Linked DNA regions of Mus musculus: regions 1 and 2 are each linked to region 3. A link is a loop called in an ENCODE intact Hi-C map of the cell type or tissue named here. Cell type or tissue: left cerebral cortex. All regions are shown on one strand.

The links. Peaks named below come from ENCODE experiments on the same cell type or tissue, not always from the same donor. Only the 100,000 strongest peaks of a DNase experiment are listed, where the experiment ranks them.
Region 1: it touches region 3 in a loop (4-fold over the local background); 2 of 42 quality-filtered maps call a loop at or near these places.
Region 2: a loop joins it to region 3, with 2.6 times the contacts of the local background. A loop is called at or near these places in 2 of 42 quality-filtered maps.

The regions. Positions count from the first base shown.
Region 1 is chr7:34,908,616-34,916,615 of GRCm38, forward strand. It overlaps Pepd (peptidase D), which reads left to right and starts at 3,792. Exons shown (of 15, transcript NM_008820.2): 1 at 3,792-3,839. The coding sequence starts at 3,823. In left cerebral cortex, no CTCF peak of the experiment used is centred here; DNase peaks (open chromatin) are centred at 2,074, 2,360 and 3,784; H3K4me3 peaks cover 1,174 bases; H3K27ac peaks cover 446 bases.
Region 2 is chr7:35,165,236-35,173,235 of GRCm38, forward strand. Gm38988 (a long non-coding RNA gene) reads right to left here. Exons shown (of 4, transcript XR_003946743.1): 3 at 5,687-5,806. Among named protein-coding and RNA genes, the nearest start is that of Gm35889, 11 kb to the left of the region's middle. In left cerebral cortex, CTCF peaks have their summits at 4,364 and 6,890 (motif pointing left); DNase peaks (open chromatin) are centred at 4,350 and 6,783.
Region 3 is chr7:34,810,485-34,818,484 of GRCm38, forward strand. It overlaps Chst8 (carbohydrate sulfotransferase 8), which reads right to left and starts at 2,227. Exons shown (of 4, transcript NM_175140.4): 1 at 1,862-2,227. Gm38987 (a long non-coding RNA gene) reads left to right here and starts at 2,224. Exons shown (of 3, transcript XR_881950.3): 1 at 2,224-2,692. In left cerebral cortex, a CTCF peak has its summit at 3,014 (motif pointing right); DNase peaks (open chromatin) are centred at 906, 1,286, 1,761, 2,247 and 2 more places; H3K4me3 peaks cover 2,664 bases; H3K27ac peaks cover 1,808 bases.

The DNA.
Region 1 (8,000 bases), 98 kb after region 3:
CCAGCACAACATGGGCAATGCAATAAAGAGGGAAGAAATAAAAAGTGGACCTCCAGTCCCTCCACACTGATTCAGCTCATTTTAAGAAATAAAAGTAATTATCACCTGTGCCACCCGGCCGGCCGGCTCTGTACATGGAGAGGAAAACAATTTCAGAACTTTATTTCCTATATTGAATGTCGATAATTGGATGTATTTATAAGTCTCGCTGGAAGAAAGCAGCTTGTGATTTCAAGACAAGAAAACAGTCTTCCAAACACCGAAAAACAATATATTCCCCATTTTCACACACACACAAAGAGCTTGTTTCTCCGAGGTGTTGAAGGGGCTGCCGGAATGATTTGCTTTTCTGAAGCTCTCGTTCCATTTCTCATCTGGAATTGCCTCGTAGACCCTGGCAAAGCACCCAGCAGGGACCACTTCATCTGACACAGTGACGGGGGCTTCCCAGGGAAGGCCCCCTCAGCTGCTCCCTGCCTCTTTTCTGCAGGAAGATGGATGCCCAGATGAACTGGGCTAGGAAAGGAGGGCAAGAGGGTTCGGGATGTGATGGAGGGCCTTCCTGGGGCTGATAGTGTGGCCCTGGAGAACATTGCAGGCCACGTTGACCCTAGAAACAGGGAAGCTAAGGTTAGCCCAGCCATTATCACAATGGCCCTCTAGTACCATGACAGGACAGCCACCTCAGTATGTGCAGTGGTTTGAAGGAGAAATGCTCTCTATAGACACATGCCTGGCCACTTGGTAAAGGTGCTGTTTTGGGAGATGGCTGAACCTTTGGAGTGTGGCCTAGTTCACAGAAGCAGGTCTCTTGGGGGGATGGGAGGGGGAAATGTTTGAAGGTGAAGCTCTGGCCTGAGCTTTCTGCTTCCTGATCCACTAATATGTTAGGAGCTGCAGCCCTGTGCTCCTGCTGCTGTAGATGGAGCCATCCTGGGAATCATGCAATTCCTGCTGTGATGGACTATGGCCCCTTGCTCTAGTTTTGTTTCTGATGCTCTGATGGGTACTCTGGCGGAAAGCAACTTAGTGGAGAAAGGGGCCTATTTCTGTTAATGATTTTCTAGGTTGCAATCCACAGCTTTGGGGAAGTCAAGGCAAGAACGTCACACAGCTAGTGACATCATATTCACAGTCAAGGGCAGAGAGGCATGAATGCACGCATGCTCACATGCTCGTCTGCCTGTGCTCAGTTCTCTGTCTCATATAGGTCAGGACCACCTGCCTAGGGGATGGAGCCACCTACAGTGGACTGGTTGCTCCCACATCAATAAACTTAATTCAGATAATCCCTTACTGTGAGGCATAACTCAACTTAAAGTACCTCCTTGAGACTCTCCAAGCAATTCTGGGTGTGTCAAGTTGACAACTCAAGAGAACCATCACAGCCTCTAGGAACATGGGCCCCAATTAACTGTTCCTCTTTTAAATTACTCCTGTCAGGTTTGGGGCCACAGCGACAGGTAAAGTAACTAATATATCATGTCCTGTCTGTTGCATGCCTTCCTGTCCCACCTGGGAGAAATGAGTATGGAATACATCCTCCTGTCCCCTACGTGGCCGCACATGCCCCATTTTGACATGAGTCAATGTGAGTCAAAGACCTAGTGGTCAGCGACGTCCACTGAGCTGTAGGGGAGTGGTGACTTAGGCAGTGGGGGTGGGTAGGACAGGGTAAGGTGATCTAACACAGTGCCACAGGGAGAAGGGAGGACCTTGGCTAGGATGGCATTCCTTCAGGGGTAGCAAGGACAGCGGACTTCTGGAGAGTAATATTGCATTGGAACCTGGGCTAATGAAGCAGGTACCTCTCGGCCACCTGTAGGCCATCACGAGGCCAGAGCTTGTCTCAGAGGGGACCCGTGACCTTGGAGGTGAGGCACAGTGTGAGGCATGAGCGCACTGCCCGGCTCACTTCCTCAGCTGATTTACACACTCCCACGCCGACTCTCTAAAATCAATCTTTCCCCAATTGCCTCCTGGCTCTCAGCAGCGTCTGGGTCTGCCCTGCATGAGTAACTCAAAAAAAAAAAAAAAAAAAAAAAAAAAAAAAAAAAGGGTTCTCCCACACCCTGAGCAGCTTCTCCTGGAGTCCCTGCCAGCGCCTCTGATGGGCAGGAACAGGGGAGGAGGATCCTCTGCCTCAGCCTTTGATGCGGAGTTGTGATACGTGGCAGGGCCATGATGGAGTCTGATAGAGAGCAGCGAGGGATGTGGTCAGGCTTGCTGGAGAGGGTCTTGAGCAAGAGTGGGGGAGGGGCCGGTCCTGCTGGAGCCTCTGATGGGGAGGGGCGGGGAGAGGCAGCAGGTGTCTGACACAGAAAAAAACCGACTGTCAGAGCAGACCCTGCCTCGAGGCCCACTGTGCAGATGGGCCTGGGTGGGCAGGAGCCGTGGGTAGTGCTTCCCGGTTAACACTACAGAAAGAGTGCTCCGTTCAATGGCTGGGTGTTCTCTGCCTCTCTTCTGTAAATATTTAGGATAATTACTTCTTTTACACATTAATAAGCATTAAGCTGGCAGTTGGTTTAATTTTGACATATTTTATGTCAAAAGAAGTGGGGCTGTGATTAGCTGGGGGCAGGCTTTCCTACTACAAACCTGCTCCTCCTCTGCTATTTTTAAAAAGGCGTCCCTTATTAGGGAGTCGAGACTCTTTAGCTGAAGATGGAGCTAATGCACTCTGTGTGTGTGTGTGTGTCCAAGTTCTCAAGAGTCTGTGTGAGGTCAGGCATGTTGCTTACCCTTCTGGACCTTAGTCTCCTCCTCTGTAAGATGGTGCTAAGACAGCACCTGCCTTCCTCATGGGGCTTTTGTGAGACCACTGTGAGCAGTGGTGCTAACATCTGCAAAGCACTTGAACCAGTGTCTTTAAGTGCTGAGAGTAAGGAGGGCAGTGCCTGCCTTCTGATGCTCATTTCTCTGTAGGACTCTCCTCTATCACCAGGGCTCAGCTCTGCTATTCCCCACCTCATCCTCCCCTCCCCTGCTCTGCCCCTGCCCCTGCTTCTCTTTCTTCAGCTCCTCCATCTTGCACTTGAGGAGGTTTGGACTAGAGCCTATTAGATTTAACTCTCCAACTTATATACAAGACCCTGAAGGCCTTGCTTATCTCTCAGCCAGAGACTTTCTCCCCAGACTCCCTTTCCTGAATGCTGGAGGCTTCTATTACTCCAGTTGTCCCAGCTCTCCATCATCTTTGGCCCTCCTCCCCATGGTTTCTTTTTTCTTTTTTCTTTACCATATGAATAAATATTTATTTATTTATTTTTTAAAATTAAAAAATTTTTATTAGATATTTTCTTCATTTACATTTCAAATGCTATCCCAAGAGTCCTCTATGCGCCCCCCCCCCCCGCTCCCCTACCAACCCACTCCCACTTCTTGGCCCTGGCGTTCTCCTGTACTGGGGCATATAAAGTTTGCAAGACCAAGGGGCCTCTATTCCCAATGATACAGAAGTGGATCCCCATGGTTTCTTTATTCTTGTATGTTCTTCTCGCGGGTGGGCGGCAACATACACACAAGGTCAGGGGCTAACCTAGAATCAATTGATCTCCTGTCTCAGGACACTTCTTCCCAAGAGGGAAAGCCTTCTGGGTTGCTGCTCAAGTTCCTTCTAGTTTCTTGTGGGAATCTGAGATGCTTAATCAGCTGCAGGACTCCTCCACTTAAGGGTGTGAAGTCCGGAGCTGGAGTGGGAGGGACTGAAGCCACCACGCCCATTAAAAATCCCGCCCTGGCCCCGCCCCGTCCTCCTCAGAGGAACCCTAGCTGGTTCAGCTGACGCTGCACTCCACGTGACGCTAGCGCCGAGTGAACATGGCGTCCACTGTGCGGTGAGTGCTGAGCTTGTCCCTTGCCCTGCCTGCGGCCCGCGTAGAGGTGGCCTGCCTCGGTATTCCTAGCTGAACAGTGGGTGACAGCCTCCGAGCTCTGACTGGAGTTGCTCTGTGGCCGCGGGCTGCGGGCTGCGCGCTTCTTCTCTGGGGCACCGGAACCGAGAGCCGGGCTGGGCGAGTGGTACCTGCAGAGCCCCTGCATGCTTGCGGCTGCCCACTGGCCCTCGTGGGGCGGGGGAGGGTGGCTTCCCTGGAGTCCCGAGTGTGGCAGCCTCACCGTAAGTGGCCGAAGTGGGAGCTTCACAAATCTGTTCACTGCCACGCCCCTCCGATGAGGTGGCCAGCCTGGTCTGGGCGCCAGGTTCCCAGGCGCTTCCTCAAAAGTGAGGGAAAGTGTGAGTAGTATTTGGAGTGGCCGTGGAATATCCGTTAATCAGGCCAGCACTTTCCTGATTCTTTCCTGGCCCAAACGTCAGCTCCTCTGAGACACCTTCCCTTAATTATCTGATCAATTCTATACTGCCTGACTTTCTGTATGTCAGTTGTCTCCTCACTAGCTCCGATGCAGGCTCCATGCAGGCCTCAGTAGCCCAGTGTATTGCTCCGCTTAGACTTGCCATAATTCTGTATGATTAAAGGGTCAGTGGTTCGGCTGGGAGGAAGTTTGGACAGATGGGCTCTATTCAGTGTCACGGAAGGACAGCTGATCAAAGGTTAAGAGATAAAGACTGAGAGAGTAGGGTACATCCCTGAACTAGTAGGTTTGGTGCTAGTGACTTCTCCAGACTTTGTCCTGGGGGAGCAAGAAGGATTGTCATCTGGAATCTGCTTTTTAAGAATTTTAGACAGGGTCTCACTATGTAGCGCATGCTGGCCTTGGGACTCAGATTCTTCCTGCTTTGCCCTTCAGAGTGCTGACAATCCAGGCACGATGGCACTACACCCTGCTTGAGATCTGTTATGTTTTGCTTTGCTTTGTTTGAAGACAGGGTTCCTCTGTGTAGCCCTGGCTGTCCTGGAAGTCACTCTGTAGATCAGGCTGGCCTCGAATTTGGAGATCCACCTGCCTCTGCCTCCCAAGTGCTGGGATTAAAGGGGTGTGTCACTACTACTTGGCTTTTTTTTTTTTTTTTAGGTATTTTCCTCATTTACCACTTGGCTTCTTAAAGAGTTCCCCCCCCCCAACCCCCACCCCCGATAGCATGAGCTGTGGTTTCAGCGGAAGAGGGTGTGGACCTGGTGGTAGGGGATGTTAGGAAGGGTAGGGGTAGAAGAGTGCAGTTCTCCACAGACTGAGTTCAGAACTGAGGCGAGTATGGTAAAAACTAGTGGAGCAAATGCATCTCTCCATATACAACGAGGGCAGTGGAAACAGTGCCATCTTAGTTAGCTTCCAAGGTTGGAAGAGCTTGGGACATAGCAATCATGTAGTGACTACCAGCGGTTTTCTAGGAACAACACTGGGCCATGAAAGCTAATGGACAGGTGGGATCTGTCATCGAACTCTGTGCCATCTAACTCTGTCATCTAACTCTGATCTTGGTCTGTGCCAATACGAGGCATGCGTTTTAGGATCATGGGATGATCTTTGCACTCGGTGATCTTTGGGTGAACTTGGAACACTGAGACACACTTAAGTTGGAGCGTCCTGATAGGTCTCCAGGAGGCCAGGACCAGAACTGTGAACCCAGCCTTTGCCCCTCCGTTAAGAAGCACAGTGAGCAGTAAGTGTGGGCAGGCATCTGTCTGTGAGGTATCATCTGTCCTTCTGGGCGGGCCAGGTGGTCACAGGCAGGTCCAGCAGCTGTGTTTGGGTTTGAGACTCCAGGCTGGCTCAAGGCTTGCTTCTTTCCGGAAGATTCTCCGTCTGGGATAGGAACTAGTCAGATCCTCAAAGGAAGCCTCTTGAAGCCAAACTGATCCTTTTATAATTGAAAAGTGCCACAGATCTCGAGGAGGCATACTTATTAAGAAAGCTGACAGACATGGGAGTTTCCACAGTTGGCCAGGGCCTCCTTGGGAAGAGACTTCTCAGAAGTGTTGAGCCTGAGTTAGGTCCTGTAAGGCCTTAAGGGGACAAGATTGAAGGATGTTCTGTAGAAAGCTTGGCTCCCTGCTGCTACATTCATGTGACATATCGGCATGTCAGTTGTCTCCCCTGTTTGAGAAGTGCCAGGGTTGTAACTCAGGACTTGCCGTGCCAAGCCAAGTATTCTACCACTAAACTATATTCCCAGCTTTTTTTTTTCCCCCAGACAGGGACTATATAGGTCTTGAACTTATGATCCTTCTGCATAAGCCCCCAGGGTAATGGGATTACAGGCTTATACCATCATGTCTGACTAAGAATGTCTGGTATAATAAGCCTCAGCTCATAGCCAAGGACTTCCAAGGAATCTGAGTTGGTTTCCTACAGAGTCCTAGTAATTCCTGGGAGCAGGAGGCTCGTGAGAATCTCAAGTGTACCCCCATATGAATTGGGGAGCAGTAGAAGCCCTAGGTAGCATCACAAACTCACAATGAGATACTCTCCCAATTCTATGCACTGGTGGGAGCCATGCATTGAGTTGTCTATGTACAGAGGCTGAACGCTCTAGGCTATAGCTGGACCTGTCTGCATTTGTTGCCCTTTGTTCTCCTTGTCCTGGAGCTTGCTCAGCTGATGGCCCTGGGATGCTCTTGTCTTCTAACATGATTAAAAGAATGTTCACAGTCTTGCAGGTCCAGCCCAGATAGATAGGCCTCCCATTGAAGGGTTTCTGCTCAAACCCCCAGAGAACCTCAATTTATGTTAGTAGCACACATCTCCCCATCTTGAATAGCTGAGGGCTTGGTTTCTGTCATTCCTTTCCTGTACTCTCTAGAGCCTATGGAGCTATTTGGTTTGTATCCCTGGGGCCACCAACCTGATGTGAAATGGTGCCATTCAACCGAAAGAGATGTTTACCATATGAATTACTGCAGCATCCTGCTCTGCACTCTTGGGAGATGGCAATGGCCAAAGGAGGGGAGCTGTGGATAGGAAGGAGCACAGAATTCCAAAGGGTAGGATGATGAGCGGATTCTCATTCATCTGAGCGGCAATCCAGTAGCTGCTGCACCCCCCCCCCCCCCCCCCCAGGGACCATCACAGGAGCTGCCCTGGGTGCGTGTGTGATGAGCTACCTGCCGTGCTGGGATAAGCATGCTGAACACAAAAATGTTGTCAGGGTCAAAAGCTGTCACACCCTTATGTGAGCCTTGTGCTTCTGAGCAAAGTCCCCATGCTTGCTCCAGAAAAAACGGGTGAGTCTGTGGAAGCCAGGCTGGCCCAGATGCCCTTTGGCCTCTTTGGTTCATCCCTAGGCTTGGTCTTCTCTGTACTCAGTCCTGTCTTTGTTCCTAGGTGTGTGTGCTTGTTCTCCGGTCCTTCTCAGGAGAGAGGGAAGCAGCTATGTGGCACTTGTCCCCTGCCCAAAGCCCCTCCAGTCCGGGATATCTTCCTGTAGTTATGTAGCCAGTGGCTACCGAACATCTCAATGCCTGGTCATTCTTGTCTGGCCTCTTCCTCTGGGAGCTTATCCGTGTGGCTTTACATGGTAGCACAGGGATCTTGTTATAGTCTGTGCCATGGAGCTTTTGAGTATTGGTGAGGCCTATATGCTTGTCTTAGTCTATTTTCTGATGCTATAACTAAATACCCAAGACAGGTGCCTTACAAAGAAAATGATTTTGACTCACAGTTCTGGAAGCTATGTCAGCCGACAGCATCTGATGAGAACCTCATTTTGATGTTAGAACTTGGAGGATAACATTGCATTGAAGGAATGCGTATGAAAGGGATGTGTAGCTTTGCATAAAAGAGAGGTGCCATGGCAAGACGGCCACCTTGTGACAACTCACTGCCTCAGTAACTGTAACAGTCCGTGGGACCTAACTTGTTCCCTTGAGACGGCATTAATTCCTAATCATCTCCCAGAAAGCCCCTGACCTTTTAAAGGTCCACGACCAATGTTAAGTGGAGACCAAGCCTCTTCATGAACCTTGATGACAGACAAGGCAACAACCTCCTTTAATGCCATTTATTTATTAGCTCGGTATATCCAAAGGATTGCAATTGTGTAGCCCAGGCTGGCCTCTCAGTTTCGATCCTCCTGCCTCAGCCTCCCAAGTGCTAGG
Region 2 (8,000 bases), 350 kb after region 3:
ATGTTCTGTGCATGTATGGTGTGTGTGACACCTGTGGCCTATGTCAGTATGACATATATAAGTTCTGTGCGGGGATACGGTTAAGTGTCTGTGTGACATCCATGGGCTATGTCTGTGTGGTACATATGCTCTGGCGGGTGGGAACACATGTTTGGGTGAGTATTGTAATTATCTGAGCTATGTCTGTGTGGTTGTGTGCTCCATGTGTGCGTAGCATGTATCAGTGTGTGGTGTGACACATGGGTCGTATCTGTGTGGTATGTGTATTTTGTGCATGTGATGTGTTGTATGGCACTTGTGGCATGCGTTACTCTATGCTGTGTGATGTCTCTGGACCGTGACTATATGATGTAGCTGCAGTACACTTGAGGGGTTTTGTGTGCAAGGCATGTCCGTGACCTTGTAGGAGCAGCTGTCTCATCAGAGGCCCCGTGAGTACTGAGCTGTGCTGAGTCTGGGCTGCACAAGGAGCTTCAGGCCTCCGTAACTATGAGAAACAGAGAGAACCTGGGTTCCCTTTCGTGGATGACTAGTCTCCAAGGCCTTGTGAGGGGCCATCTCAGGACCCTGATCCCCACATTCTCCTTCCCTGCAGATGTGTAATAGACTCAGGGCAGAGAAAAGTAGGGATATGATCCCTTTTCTTGTGGCCAGCTGGGAATCTGGGTGCACACAGGGAGGGATGGAGAGGCTGACTGCAGACCCACCATGGCCGAGCCCACACTTCTCAACTTGCCCTGGAGGATGACTTAAACCAGATGTTAACTCAGAGCCCAAGGAGTCCACCCAGGCTCCACGTCCATCCCCAGCCCCTGAGCCACAGGAGTCAACTCCCTTCTCTATCCTGGTTTCCCACGAGGTAGACTGTGTCCCGGATGCCAGAGTGGGTCCAGTGGCATGCTATGCACACGGCACTCTAAGCCAGAGCCCCATGGCAATGTGGCTTAGGTTATTCCTACCTGGCTGACCCCAGTCCTGGCTACAGAAGCAACCCACATTCTTAAAGAAGCCAGAAGACTGCAAGAGGGATGGCCAAAGCCATGGCCAAGGCCAGGGTGTGGGATGCTGGCTTCAGAATTAATAGCCAGACATGGTGGTATATGCCTGTGATCCCAGCTAATCTGGAACTGAGGAAGATTACATACCCAGGGCCTGTTTGGGCAGTTTAGTGAAATCTTGCCTCAATCTTACTCAAAAAAGTAAAAGGGGAGCTAGGGGGTGTGGCTCAGTGATAGAGCCCAGCCTAGAATCCCCCAGTGAGGGGCTGGGGGCATCACTCAGTGGTAGAGCCCCTGCCTAGGATCCTTTAGTGAGGGGCTGGGCTGTGGTTCAGTGGTAGAGTACCAGCCTAGAATCCCCCAGTGAGGGGCTGGGATGTGGCTCAGTGGTAGAGTACCAGCCTAGAATCCCTCAGAGGTAGAATACTTGCTTAGCATATATGATACATTAAGTTCAATCCCAGGACAGTAAAACAAAACAAAGAAACAAAAAAACCACGAGTTGCTGCAGTCGGACCTTCTGCACTACCCATTGACCTCCGGGCCTGCTGTTCACACAGTTGTCTGTGTAATCTTTCACTCAGTCTGACTTGCTGTCTCTTTGCCCCTGATAGTTTCCCTTGGGGAGGGAAGGCAAAATCTAGACAGGGCAAAGGGGTCTCTGCAATGGGTCAGAACTTTGCCCAGGACCAATATGCCTAGGGATGAAGCTCAAAGCTATCGGGATTATGAGAGAGAGCATCGTCACAGGGCTCTGGAGTCAGGCCCATGTGAACACCCGCTCTCGTCTTTCCTGTTTATGCCCCTCTCTAAACCTGTGTCCCCACTTGCCGTGTGTTCCTCACCAAATGCTCACCCACATCTTCCATATTAGCAGACAGTCCCTCACACCTCTCCCCTGTTCCTCTCCCTGGCTCTTCCTCCTCTGCCTCTCTTCTTCCTCTCCTGGAAGGGGAAGTTTCTCTTTGCTGGAGCCTGAGCCGTTGTCCCTCCCTGTAGTAGATGACCATGGACTTGAGACAAAAAGTGGCTGAGCCCAGCTAGGAGCTTCAGAATTTTCCAGGGAGCAGAGGGCATCTCCTCTCAGGAGTCAGGTAAGGGTCACATGGCGTGTGTTGTCCCACAGTCTCAGGTCTCTAGAGTTCTTAAGTTGCCACCTGAGTGGGTCAGAAGAATGGGTTCCTGGTATCCCCAGTAGATCTACCAGCAGACAGTGTGCAGGAGTCCCCCAAGTAGAACAGGACGAGTGTGCAGGGCAGGAGTGGACACATCTGTGGCCCCCTAGCTGAGTCACAGGGGGTACAATCCAGGGAGCACACTGGAGACCTCTAAGTCCCCCCTCTCTCATTCCCAGTCCAAGCTGCTGGGTCTCAGGTTGGTGGTTGTGGGGAGGACTTGCAGCAGGAAGGAGCCTCTGGATGAGAAAGTGCCTCCCCATCCTGGGGGCTTGAGGCCTGGCCCTAATGTTGGCTGTATGACATCTCCCACTACACCCTATTTCAACCAGACCATGCTGAGAATGAGGCTGTGAGCCCCAGAGTCCAAGCACAAAAGTTTGGCACTACTAGGTGGCTTTGGGGACATTGGAGACAAAGCAGAAAGCACCCTGAGGCTGGAGCCCCCAAAGCCCCAGTCTCAGCCTCTTGAAAGGCCTTTTAAATCTTTCATGCATAGCATCCCTGGGCCCTGGAGCTCCAAGGGGCCTGCATGCAGAGCCTCCACTGTATGTGTCAGCCCCTAGTTTGGAGGAAAGGAAAGAGACTGGGAGTACAGGGACAGATAGCCTCCCACCCTCCCTTCTTCTCAAAGCCTGGTCCAGAGCCAGGGAACAGTCCCTCACCCACCCCAGAGACCAGGGCAAGGATTGGTGGAAAGACCAATAGGTTCAGGGGTCACCATGTGTGGCCAGGTCACAGGTCAAAGATCTGCTGACAGTAGACTGGAAGATATTGATCTACAGGGGGGAGGTGACAGACCTCTGACCCCTGCCAAGGACTGTGGGCAAGGCTGGTGGTCAGCAAGCTGGATTCCACGCAGCCTCCCATGGCCCCATGTCTCTCAACAGCAGGCACAAAAGACGGTGATACAAATGATTTCATTGTCACCCTTGAACTGATGTACCAGCATGCGGGCCAGGGGACAGCAGGGACCAGAGGTCATGTGCTCTAGCTTCTCAAGCTCTCACAGGTTTGAGACAACTGAAGAATCGAAGGAACTGAGAAGCCCTGCCTTGCTGGGCCTGTTGGCACATGCCTTTAATCTGAGCACCTGAGAGGAAGAGGCAAGTCGATGTTTATGAGTTCGAAGCCAGCATGTTCTACGTAGTGAGTTCCAGACCAGCTAAGGGTTACATGGAGAGACCCTGTCCAAAAAAAAAAAAAAGGAAAAGGAGGAGGAGGAGGAGGAGGAGGAGGAGGAGGAGGAGGAGGAGGAGGAGGAGGAGGAGGACTCCAGCAGGGACCAAGGTGTCTTTAAGGCAGCAGCAAGCTGAGGGTTGAGTTGCTCAGCTTCAGGCTGCCTCCGTGGCTCTCCCAACCCTCACAGTGACCGTAGCATCCACCTCGGTTCTCAGTCCAGTTCACTTCTCTAGACTGCAGGAGGAATTTCTGCTCCTCAACCCCAGACAGCTGCAGAAGGCAAACCTGGAGAATACACCCTGCTCTGACAGGCCCAGTCACGGCTGGACACTGTAGCTGCCCCTCAGTCCTCCCGCCAGTCCAGAGGGGGCAGAAGAGACAGGTAGGAAGAGCCTCCCTCCCCAGATAAATTCACCTGGAGGGTCTTTCTCCACCTACCTACAAGAGCCTAGGAAGAGAGAATGTGAATGTATATGAGTGAATGTGTGCATGTGTTCTTTGTGTGTGTATGTGAGTGTGTGTGTGTGTTATTTATGCATGTGTGTGTGTTAGTGTGCATCAATGCATGTGTGTGCATATATATTTGTATGCTCACATATGTATTTGTGTGCGCATATGCATACGGGTGCATTTACTTGTACTGGCATGTGTTTGGGTCCTTTCCAAGTTTGGAATGGCCCCCTTCGAGGCTCTGACTAGAAGAAACACTGTAGTTGTTCCTTGCAATGGCTTGGCCCCAACTTAGGAACTTACCAGTCCCTGTAGTCCTGGCCTTGGCCAGCGCTTCTAGAGCTAAGGGCTACTGACCAGTGTTTGCCAGCTGGCAACATGGTCAGAGGGCAGCTCTGTCCCTTGGGAAGACATGTGGTAGCCCCTGGCTCAAAGCAGACCCAGGCTGGAGGTCACCAACACTAAGGCAAAAGCACACGTGAGTCCTCTTGGGTCTGCAGCTTCAATATAACCAGTGCCTGGCTAGGATTTCCTCCTGGCAGTGACACCTACCGGGCATGTCAGGTACTGCGGACTGAACTCCCTTTACGGGAACACGGTCCCACCCTTCAGTGTACAAGAGTTGAAGTTTGTCTGGTGGTGCTCCCAGAAGCCTCTGGGGTTCCTTCAGGTCCTTTTGGAGCCCCCCACCCCCACCCAAACACACACTAGAGGCGTACGGCTCCTTAACCTCTCTCCTTTAAAGCGGGGCATTGGTTTAATGCTTTTCAAAGACATTTCTCTAAAAGTGTCTTAAAATCTCTTGGCTAGCTTTAGCTGTGCACGTCTCCATAAAACCTCTCCGTCTGAATGATGAGATGGAGTTTAATGCGTTTACAAGTCTGCTGTCCCTTAAAATGTTTATGAAGTCACTTAAAGGATGTCACATATGCCCAATGCAGGGGAGAGCTGATATAAATATCTCGTGGAGATCAAAAGAGCCTAGGAGAGTCCAGATCACCCCTAAGCTGAATGATTTCCACGGCCCAAACTTGGGAATCTCCCAGTAGCAGTGTTGCCTAGCAAGGGGTGGGGATGGGGTCCTAATAGCAAGATATCCCAACTGCCAACTAGCTCCTCTCCTAGATGGGACAGCACCTTGAAGATCTGGTGCTCCTTGAGTGAGGCATCTCCTTTTCTTTATCATGAAGTTTTCTGACTCCTGCATGTCCCCAGAGTCATAGGTAGTGGAGCTAAGGGATACTGACCAGTGCCTGCCAAGTTGCGGTGTGTGCCTGAAATCACTAAATACAACTTGCTGAAGGTAAACCACAAGTAACGGGGCCATAAAGCGAGGCAGCTTTGCAGTGGTCTGTGGCTTTGCAGCTCGGGCCTCAGGCTGTCTCCAAATTCTAGCCCAGACAGGCCATAAGAAGTTTGCCCATGAAATTTTCTACAGGGAATGGGTGAAAGCTAAGCTAAGGCCCAAACCTTTGTCCTGCCATGGCCAGATGAGCTCAGGAAGGAGAGAGTCAGCCTTGTACAAAATACCCTACTCAATTCATTCATTCATTCGTTAGCTCGTTCCCTCATTCATTCATCTGTTACTATGCACTAACACTGAACTAGATTGTACGAGCTAGGCTCTGCCTCAGTGAAGAAAGCAGGGTGTTCAGCTCATGGGATGGTGTGGGCAATGGGAGAGATGAGCAATACAAATAGGTAAGAATCAGGCCTGGTGGCACAAGCCTGTAATCCCATCTACTTGAGAGGCTGAAACGGGAGGGTCACGAGCTTTAGGATAGTGTAGACTATAGAGTGAGTTCAAGGCCACCCTCGACAGTCTGGTGAGACCTTGTGTCACGAAACAAAAAGTACAAAAGGGGTTGGGTTGTGGCTCACCGGTAGAGTGCTTTCTCAGGATCCAATAGCAAAGAGCTGTAATGTAGCCTGGTACAATGTAGCCTGGTGGTAGAGCACTTGCCTAGCACGGATGTAGGTCTCCAGTTCAATACTTCAGTGCTAAAAGAATAAAATAAAATATAATTAAGCAAAATATCTAGAGTTTCCAATGCCAATCAAAGGGAGATGCAAGACAGGCTGAGGAGAAAGAGCTGAGATGGGGGTGCGCTGTTCAAAGGAAAGGTCGGAGCAAGTCTCATTCTTAAGAGAGGGAGAGGATGGGCTCTGGGAATTTATGAGAGAAGACCAAGAGAACAGCAAGGATAGAGATCCTGAGACAGGATGGAGCGACTTAAGGAGTGGTGTGGCTGGTGCCAAGTGGGTGAAGGGGTGACAGTGAGGTTTCTGGGTCACTGATATAGTTGAGTCTCTGGGCTTATTAAATTGCACGCAGCAGAGGTTTGAGAGCTGAGACAGGCCACCCCTGTCCTGCCTAGGGGAGACCCCGCCATATAACCGAGGTATCTGTCTAGGGTTTCAGTCACTTCTCAGCCTGCAGAGGTATTAGGGCTGGGTCCCGTGTGACCCTCGGGCCGTGGCATCCTCGCTTTGCAGTCTCTCCCAGTTCTAGGCACGACCGGCACACCAGCCAGAATGTTCCAGCTTTTTTGTAGAGGGGCTGCCTCCCGAGGGGGACCTAGTGAGAAGAAAGCAATGTGGCTCAAAGCTCTGTCTTCCTAGCCACCGAACGCAGCTACCAAGTCCCGCTGGAGCCTGGGTGGGGTCTGGGAATCTGATTGTCAATGTAGACCTGTGTGGGGACAAGGGTGGGGTGTAAGTACATAATCTTCCCCCTTCATTGAGGTCGGCAGGTGGGGGTGCACAGGATGGGGTGCTCATCCAGAGGTGCTGCAGAAGCCCTTCTGCCCCACGTCTGAGGCAGGACCCCAGGAGCCTCAGCCAGGGTTTGTGTGGGCAGGAGCAGGGTAGCTTCTATATTGTGTCCTTGTGGATAAGACGCCAACAGCCCATCTTAACAGTGTCCTAGACACTGGGACAGACTCAGAAGTGCCCTCTACCTGTGAGAGTGGGAATGACTGAGGGATAAGTGGCTCTCGATATTTGGCGGAAGGGGGTGGGGGGGCGGGCGGAACTTTTGTACTCCCGTGGGCTCCTGGTGACACCTAGTGGCTAGTATTTTCAGAATCGTCTACCGCCGTTTCCCAAACTTGCTTTTCGCTCCTGCCCAAGGTCTCCACCCACAGACTTGTTCTCACGGCCCCCCTCCTCCCGCACTCGGTCTCTGGGGCATCTGCTTCCACGTGCTCACTCTCACACCCGCTCATGGTTCATCCCCATCCCCCCCCCCCCACACACACACACACTCACTGACAGCTCATGGGGCCCACAGCAGGGTGTCCACAGGCCCTCTGGGCAGAAGGTCTTTCCCGGCACCCAACCGAGCTAGCAGACCCCCTCCACTCCCAGTCAGGTGTGCCTGCCCAGGGGCACTCTTTGTAACTCTCTAGTGCATCTAGAGAGGTTGGCCTAGAAAGGACCCATGGCTATCTTGGACTCTGGTCCCATATCCTCCCAACCGGGGCTCTCCTGCTGGTAAAACCAAACCCACAGTAGGGACAAGACAAGGCCAAGAAGATACTCAAGGCCAGGTAGGGAAGAGGCTGCCAGCTGACCAGAAGCTTAGAAGGACTCAGCCCCAGAGCAGGCTGCAGAGCTGACAGCCCCTTTCCTAACTCAGATCAGGCTCAGAAGCCACAGGTCCACATTAGCCAAGACTCAGCCTCCTTCTGAGCCCCAGCCAGGTTGTCTGCGTCACTGAGAGGAGCGGAGGAACTGGGGGAAAGGCCCGGGTAGGCAACAGTGCCCAGAGCCCTGCCAACTGAAGTATGGGGCATGCATGGCCAAGTTGCATGGGGCCATGCCAGGGGCCCAAAGCTTCAAGTCCAGCTGACCTAAAGGGTCTCATGTAGACATGACACCCAAAGAAGAAGGTGCCTGTCACGTGGTCCCTCTCTCAGATGGAAGCATCAAAGCCGGAGCCTGCAGCCGCATGCTGCAGCCGAGGTGAGGGAGTGGGTCCTGCATCTCAGCTTGTGAGGGGAAATTCTACTTCCTGTACCTTCCATGGACCCAGGCAACCCTCAGCACTGCACAGCCAGGCCTGCCAATGTGGAGGGCAGTCACAGCCTTTTCTTACCCCTCCACATATTTGGATTAAGGCTGCTGTTTCCTGTTGGGTATTTTCAGATAGAGAGATCCCACAACCATAATCTACCTGAAGAACTACGGGGGA
Region 3 (8,000 bases):
AATTTGGGGTCTTAAAAAAAATCAATAGCCGGGGACCATAATTCACTCCCACAAAGTCAGATTCCTGGTAAATAAATAAATAAGTTGTACCATTCATGTGTCCCAAGTGACTCCACCAAACGATGGGATGGGGTCAGACTTTGAGGTTTTCTGTGTTCAAATGCGATTGCGATATTGATCAACCCGTTTTGATTCAGTCTTTCCAGGGTCTGAATGGCACCTCTGCTGTGTGTCACTTCTCGGAGACCAATTTGCCGGAGCCTCCAGAACGTTTCCACTCTCCTCAAGAGCCCCCCCCCCCCCGCAGCCTGCCTGTGGGTGGTGGGATGGCTTGATTAAGAGAGAATAGGTAAGACGGTGCGCATCTGTAATCCTGCCTTCCGCGGCTGAGGTCAGGTCAGCTTGGATGAGACCCTGACTAAAAGAATAGAAAGCTCTCCTATGAGAGCAACCGTCCCTCCCTCATTCTTTCCAATATCTCTTTTGGGACAGGGACAGATCAGGAGGTGCTGTGGTGGTAGGTAATTTTTAAGGAGAGTTCTTCAGGGCAAAGGTTGTTTCGTACTAGGGTGGGACTGAAGACAAGGCTTCCTACCTACCAGTAAACGGTCAAGGTGAACCCAAAGAAAGTAGGCTTAGTGGCAGAAGCTCAAGCCTGTGAGTGTGGGGGAAGGTGGGGAAAGAGTTAACCTGTCTTTTACCCCTTTACCCACCCCTGCCATCTGGAGCTACATCCTTGCCCCGAACTGAGTCTCCCACTTGGCCTGCTGCCTGGCTACATCCATAGATACAGAGAGCCCAGAAGCCTGTTCCCCTTAGAACCAATCACGCTTAGGGTCCTGCTGGGAGGCGGCTTAGAGATGCATCTCCGGTGATGCCGAAATGGCTGCAGGACAGACTGTTCCAAGATCCAACCGGTATGTCCGAAATCCAGGGCACAGTTCCCCGACTGTTACAACCCCAGGTGAGGGCCGAAGGGCCCAGAGACAAGATATACAACTAAAGTTAGGGTTTGGAGTACTGCGCGGGAAATAGAGAGAGGTCACTTGATGCCCAAGCGCCACCTCTGACCCTGCCCAAACCAGAGAACGTACATTCTCCTGGCCAGGCCATAGTATGAGCAAAACAGCCCCACGCAGCAGCTGAAGTTGCAACAGCCGCTAGCTAGGGCTGAGCTCGGTCCCGCTGTAAAGCAGATCATTTCACCATCCCCTACCCTCAGCCGCCTGAGGCTCCGACTCCCGCACTCGGGGACACACGCATACACACACCTCCTTGCGATCGCTGACGCACGCACACTCGCCGGGAGCACAAAACAGGCCGGGGCCCTAGAGAGTTGAGGGGTGGAGATGCGCGCGATGGAGCGCGGGGACACCTTGCGTCTCCTGGTAGGGAGCCAAGGTCGCTTGTAACTTCCCCTTTCGCCCTACGCACCCCAACTGGCCTCTAAGTCCCAGTTCCAAGCGCACACCAAAGCCTCGGCGCTCTGGACGCTCCAGCCCGGCCCTCGAGCACTCGTCGCTCAGCGCCCAAAGCAGCTTACACGCACCCAGCATCCAGGGTTAAGAAGAGGAGCGAAGGGTCCTGGAGGCGAGCCCTAGGAGAGAGAGGCAGTTCCCAGGCGCGGAGAAAACCAAGAATCCAAAGTCTAATTAAAGTTCCCACTCACGGGGGCTGGTCCCCAAAGTATCGCCAGACCCAAGCACCGCATGCCCCAACAGCACCTGCAGCTTAGGACTCTGAACCACGTCTAGTGGCGGGGTTTGCGCTCAGAACAGTCCCGGCATCATCCTGGGATTTCCAGGGACAACCCTTCGGGTGAACTATCAACATAGAGAGGGAACAGGGCGCAGCCACTTACCTGGCACAGCCAGCGCTCTCCAGGCCACGGGTTCCTCCAGTCCGGCGGGGTTCTCGGCGGCGGGAGAATCTTCCCTCCGGAGCTCTTGGGAAGCAAGAAGGATCTCCGCCCCAGTTCGGGCCAGGCTGCGTCTTTTTCCCGGTGTAGTCCAAGGTGCGGGGAGTGGGCGATCGGCGTAGAGTCGGCGACCGGAGCGCGCGGGAGAGGTTGCGGCGGCGTGCTCCTATTGGATCTTCTGCACCGGGTGCGTCCCCCTGTCTCTGCCGCCACCGCCCGGTCCTGTCTCTTCCCCGCGGTGCCACCGGATCCGGCTCACGCGCCGGGAAGGCTCCCAGCGAAGTGCGAGCGAAGCCTCCGGCAAGGCTGGAAATAGCGCCGCGCCCGCCCGGCGCCCCGCCCCCAGTCCGGGCCCCGCCCCACGGTGGAAAGAGGCGATCCCGGTGGCAGGGCAGAGATGGGGGAAATCTCTTCCCCGATCGCTCAGCCCTCTCGGGAGCTCACGGGCGCCACGCCCACGCGCGCTCTGCGGCTTCAGCAGCCCCACTGGCCGCGCGCTCTGTGGGAGCTGCCGCTGGGCGCGGTCGGGAGGCAGCGGGGGGGTGGGGCGGTATTGGCGCGGGCTGCGCCCAGCTCGGGGATCCCCGAGTGCTGGACTCTGGTCTGCCGCTTGACTCCACTCCGCAGCTTCTTAGCTGCCACTGCCCCAGTGGCGACACTGAGTAACCCTGCGCTGACCTAGGGAAAAAGAGAAGGCGCTAGCAAGCAGGGTCTTGGACCCAAAGCTGAGCGGCCGCGGGGCTTGCAAAGGAATTGGTGCGCAGAAAAATTCAGGTAGGTTCCCAGACTACAGTACGCGTGGAATTTGGACAAGGCCTGTCTCTTGTTGGCACTCACCACTAAATTTCTGGGTCTCAGTTAACCACAAGTGCCCAGTGAGCCGGATTCTCACTTAAGAACTTCATCCTTAAGCGTCGGTCTGGCACCAGCTTGAGGGCTGAAGCAAGCAACCTCTCCCCTCCCTCCAAACCCAGAATAAATGAGTGGGGAAACCTCCTACCCACAGCCACACAGTACAAGTGTAGAACCGGGACTCGGTTCCAGGGCTGTGGATTCAAATCTTGATTTTTCCAGAGAAGAGAAGCCCCGACCTGCAGGGGGCAATCAGACACTAGAAGGGAAGGCTGGGTGCGCATCTAGCAACCATTCTCAGCGGTGCCAACCAGTAAACAAGCCTGGTCTTGAAGGGACATACAGAATAAAATTAAACAAAACAAAACAAAACAAAACTGAAAAGAAGCTTCCAGTAAAACAGAGCGGTGGCTGTGGCCTCTCCCCTCCCTGAGTGGACTGGTTGGTTGGTTGATTGGTTGGTTGGTTGACCCAGCTCCATCCCAGATGGGTGATGAAGCTAAAGACTGAGGTGGATCTGTGGCCTTTGAGTGACCAGATAAGGGTGTGGCAGCCCTGATAAGGAGCAGAGATACTAACACTAGAGATGTGGAGGGCAAGGGAGCCTCTAACACTAGCAAGCTTGAAAGGCCTGAGTGGTAGTTGGGCTTCTTTAATGACTGCTGTGAACTCAGAGTATCCAAGGATCCTCTTCAGGGCAAGTGAGTTGGCAGTCAAGCATATGGTAGCCTTCCCTTCCATTGTTTTTGTTTTGTTTCTGTTTTTGAGATAGGTTCTCTCTGTGTAGCCCAGGCTAACCATGAACACATGATCTTCCTTTCTCAGCCTCCAAGTGCTTGGGTTACAGGCATGTAACACAACACCCAGCTACCTTTTATCCCTTTTTAGTTTTGCAACAATGAAGTATGTGCTACAAGATGCCACTAAGGTGCTACTGTCAACAATTCTGGGTGGGGGTGGGGGTGGGGTTGGTGGAGCTGGGGTTGGCCCAGGTATCCCGGTTTCAAAGTGGAATGCCAGAGAGCTCAAGATGGTCTGAGGCTCCGGCTGTGCTGTGACCTCTACAGCTCCTCTGGCTGTACAAGCTACTCGTGGGAAGGAAGGTGCAAGTATATGTCCCCTTAGTCAAGTTCAGTTGAACATAATGGATTTGAGGGACAGGAGTGGAGAGTCGGGAGGATTGGGGCAGTAAAAACCCCAAGCTATAGCCAAACACTGTCAGAGCAGAGTAGAAAAGATAGAAACAAAGAAGGGGATGGGTAAAAAGTTACCTGCCTTCCAGCCAGCTGGTCCCCGTGCCTTTGTGGCTCCTCCACCTCCAAAGGGCCACACCACCCAGAGTCCTGGCCGCAGCTCCACTGAGCAGTTACCAGTGTGGTTCACATCTGCAGCTAGGCCTGAGCTATCACAGGGATTTGGTCTCAGGAGCCTGATGGTCAAGAGAACCTCTTGAGCGGTGTGCACCCTTTGGAGGGTAAGTACACACACACACACACACACACACACACACACACACACACACACACACACACCTATTCATGTCGACCCTCATGCACATGTTTGTACACACTGGCCAGTGGGGAGATGATGGAAACCTCCATCCTCAGCCCAGTGTCTTTGGACAGCAAGTGCCTTCATAGAAGAAGTTTATACAGCTTTATTCCCTAGAGCCAGTCCACACAGGCTTCCCTAGGACTGGAAAGCACAGTCGGTCAGTCCGGCCATGGTAGCTGCCCTGTGTGTGGCAATCCTCCTGGGGAGGGTGGTTTTTCCATTAGCTTCTCCAACTGTACTTATTAGCACTTATTTGCATCTAATATCCAGGCAGATACTGAGAGGAATCAACACTGCTCCATGCCTTTGACACTCCCCGAATTTTTGGCTTTTTTTTCCTCACCCCTAGTTCCTTCTTATTTGCAGAGGCCCTTGGAGGAAATCCCCAGAGGAGACCTGGGGTCCCTGGCAGGGACAAGCATGAGTTTTCCTCTGGAGATTTGCTAAGGGCTGCAGTGCCCTTTTTTGAAAGTCAGGCTCAGCCTCTGCAGCGCGGGAGGTGGAGACACACTGCAAAGCCCAGGCATGAAGCTCTGTGCGCGCTTGCGGGTTTTGATATGTGTGTCTCCACCAAAAGATTTGTGGCAAACACATCTCTTTGCATCCCAACTAAGGTACAAAGCCACTTTCATTGGATGGCCTGGTGAGTTCACAGTCTCAGCTCCCAGAGCTGCTGTGGAAGAGGTCCAGAGCCTCGCAACGAAAGGGAGGAGTGGGAGGGCCTTTACCTATGGGCAAACTCCTTGCTCCAGTTCTGAGTTGACATCTTGCTTCCCACAGCTACCCTGTCTGCCAGTGGGGAGTCCTGTCTTCCTTTGCCTAGAACTGAAGGTGATAAAGCTAGGAGGCCAGGACTGATAAGTCTCACTGTGTTTATAAATTCATAGGTAAAACTGAGTGTTGAGTCCTAAATTTTATGCTGTAAGAAGAAAAGGGGCAAGTGCTAGGGATATGGCTCAGTGGTAGAGTCCCTGCCTAGAATCCCCCAGTGAGGGGCTGGGGGCGTGGCTCAGTGGTAGAGCCCCTGCCTAGAATCCTCCAGTGAGGGGCTGGAGGTGTAGCTCAGTGGTAGAGCCCCTGCCTAGAATCCTCCAGTGAGAGGCTGGGGGTGTGGCTCAGTGGTAGAGCCCCTGCCTAGAATCTTCCAGTGAGGGGCTGGGGGCGTGGCTCAGTGGTAGACCACCTGCCTAGAATCCCCCAGTGAGGGGCTGGGGGTGTGGCTCAGTGGTAGAGCCCCTGCCTAGAATTCCCCAGTGAGGGGCTGGAGGTGTGGCTCAGTGGTAGAGCCCTTGCCTAGAATCCCCCAGTGAGGGGCTGGGGGCGTGGCTCTGTGGTAGAGCCCTTGCCTAGAATCCCCCAGTGAGGGGCTGGGGGCATGGTTCAGTGGTAGAGCCCGTGCCTAGAATCCCCCAGTGAGGGGCTGGGGTGTGGCTTAGTAGCAGAGCACCCCAGTGAGAGAAAGGTTTGATTCAACAGTCTAGTGCTTCTAGAATTTATCAGTGAGGAGCTAGGGGTGTGGCCTTGGAGTAGAGCATTTACATAACATGCACAGGTTTTTGGGTTTGATCTCCAGGACAGCAAAATTAATTGTAGTAAAACTATGTGCTGAGGTTGGTAGCCCAGGCATATAATCCCAGCCCTCAGAAGGTTGCAAGTTCAAAGCCATCATGGACTATGAGTCCAGTTCTGGGCCAGCTTGGGCTACTTAATGAGGCTTTATATTAAAAATCAAGTAACAAGCCAGGTGGCAGTAGCACAAACCTTTAATTCCAGCACTCGGGAGGCAGAGGCAGGCAGATCTCTTTGAATTTTAGGTCAGCCTGTTCTACAAAGTGAGTTCCAGGACAGCCATGGTTTTTAATCAAGAGAAACCATGTCTCAAAAAGCAAAACAAAACAATGTGTGTGTGTGTGTGTGTGTGTGTGTGTGTGTGTGTGTGTGTGTATGAAGTAATAACAACAAATCAGAAAAGAAACAGAAATCAGTACTGGACTGCCAAATGGCTTAGGTTCTTTTTCCTGCTCCTGGTGACCCATGGAAGAAAGAAGAGAAAAATGGGAACCCAACCGGAGTATTGTTATGGTTCTTCTGGTGCTAGTGTGAGCTGGGTGGTCTCCAAAACCTCTTTTACTCCTTCCCATTTCCTGATTCCAAAGGCATGGGGGACAGTAGGCCCTGCCTGTGGAGTGAAGGTCATGAGTGCATATTGGACACAAGTGTACTAGAATTGTGTGCTGTGGCTGACCTGCCCTAAGCCACCCGAGGCCAGACCTCAGGGCATGGACTATCTCTGCCTCAAGCATGTGGCCCTTTTGTGGCGCCTTTGATGACTTCCATGTTCCCCTAATGTGAGCTCAGTGGGCAAATGGCCAGGGATAATGAGCCAGGCGACTCTTCCTTGGCAACACGACTGAGGTCGCCAGCTGCATCGTCTGAACTGCTAGCATGGACACCTAGCCATAGCCTTCTCTTCACAAACCTTGTCCTCCCTAATAACTGAGAGTAAGTTTGGGCCCAGGCCCTTGACGTCTGTTTAAGGCCTAAGTTGTGGACCCTTGATTGAGAGCCCCTTCTAGGAAGAAAGCTCAGAACTAAGTCTCTTAGCCACCTTATTGGGTTAAGTATTTATCCCAGGTCGTTTCCCACCATTTCCCTTGATTTCTGTCACCCTTAGGTATGCAAGGAGTTGGGGGTGTTACGCTGTGTCCCTCATGTTGCCTTGCCTGGAGTTCCCAGTGTTAGAAGACCAGTGAGTCCCTTGTGTTAGTGTTGGTAGTGGACGGGGAGCAACCCCATGCCCCATGTGCCAGGTACCCTTTGGCCTCATGCATAGAGTCCATCACAACAGTGAGGACAGACACTAGGGCTGGCCTGATCCATTACAGCAGGATGTGGGTGGCAGCCCCTTGCATCTGAATGGACGAATTAGGAGGCAGATCAGGCCCAAAGGTTCCACCACCTCCCTAAACAGTGCCACTAGCTGGAAACCAAGTGTTCAAACATGGGAGTCTGTGGAGGGACATTTTATAGTCGAACCTTAGCACCCATATACCTGTTCTGATTTCTGAAACTTCTCCATCATTCTGGGCATAACAATAGATGCTCTTTGTGGAGCCAGAAGGAAAGCAGAAGGACCAGCTACCTTGAGGAGGCAGCCCTCTGGGTTTCTAGGAAAGGATACATTCTTAGACATGGCAAACATTGCCATGACAGCCTTGACCCCCTTCTCCCTCAGTTTAAAAGGAGCATGTTGACCCTATAGCCCAACAAGGATCTAGGCCTCATATCTAGCCTCTCTATTTAAAATAGGCTCAAAGCCAGCTGGCTCCTTTATTGAGGGCTTGCCAAGTTCAAATTTATTTTGATGCTTAATGCTTTAAAAACAACCAAAAAAAAATTGCTGTGTAGCCTAGGTTAGCTTTGAACCTGTTATCTTCCCGACCCAGCCTCCCAAGTGCTGGCCACCTGCCTGGCTCAATGCCTCTTACTTTAACAAATAATACCACCACTGGGGCTGGTTAGATGGCTCAGTCTGTAGAATCATGTGCTGCATATGATCTTGTACCCCACGATGGGAAGAAAGAAATGACGTATGAAAGCTATCCTCGCACCTCTACACGTGTGCCAAGGTGCACACAAGTAAGTGAACACACACACACACAAGTATATAAACAAA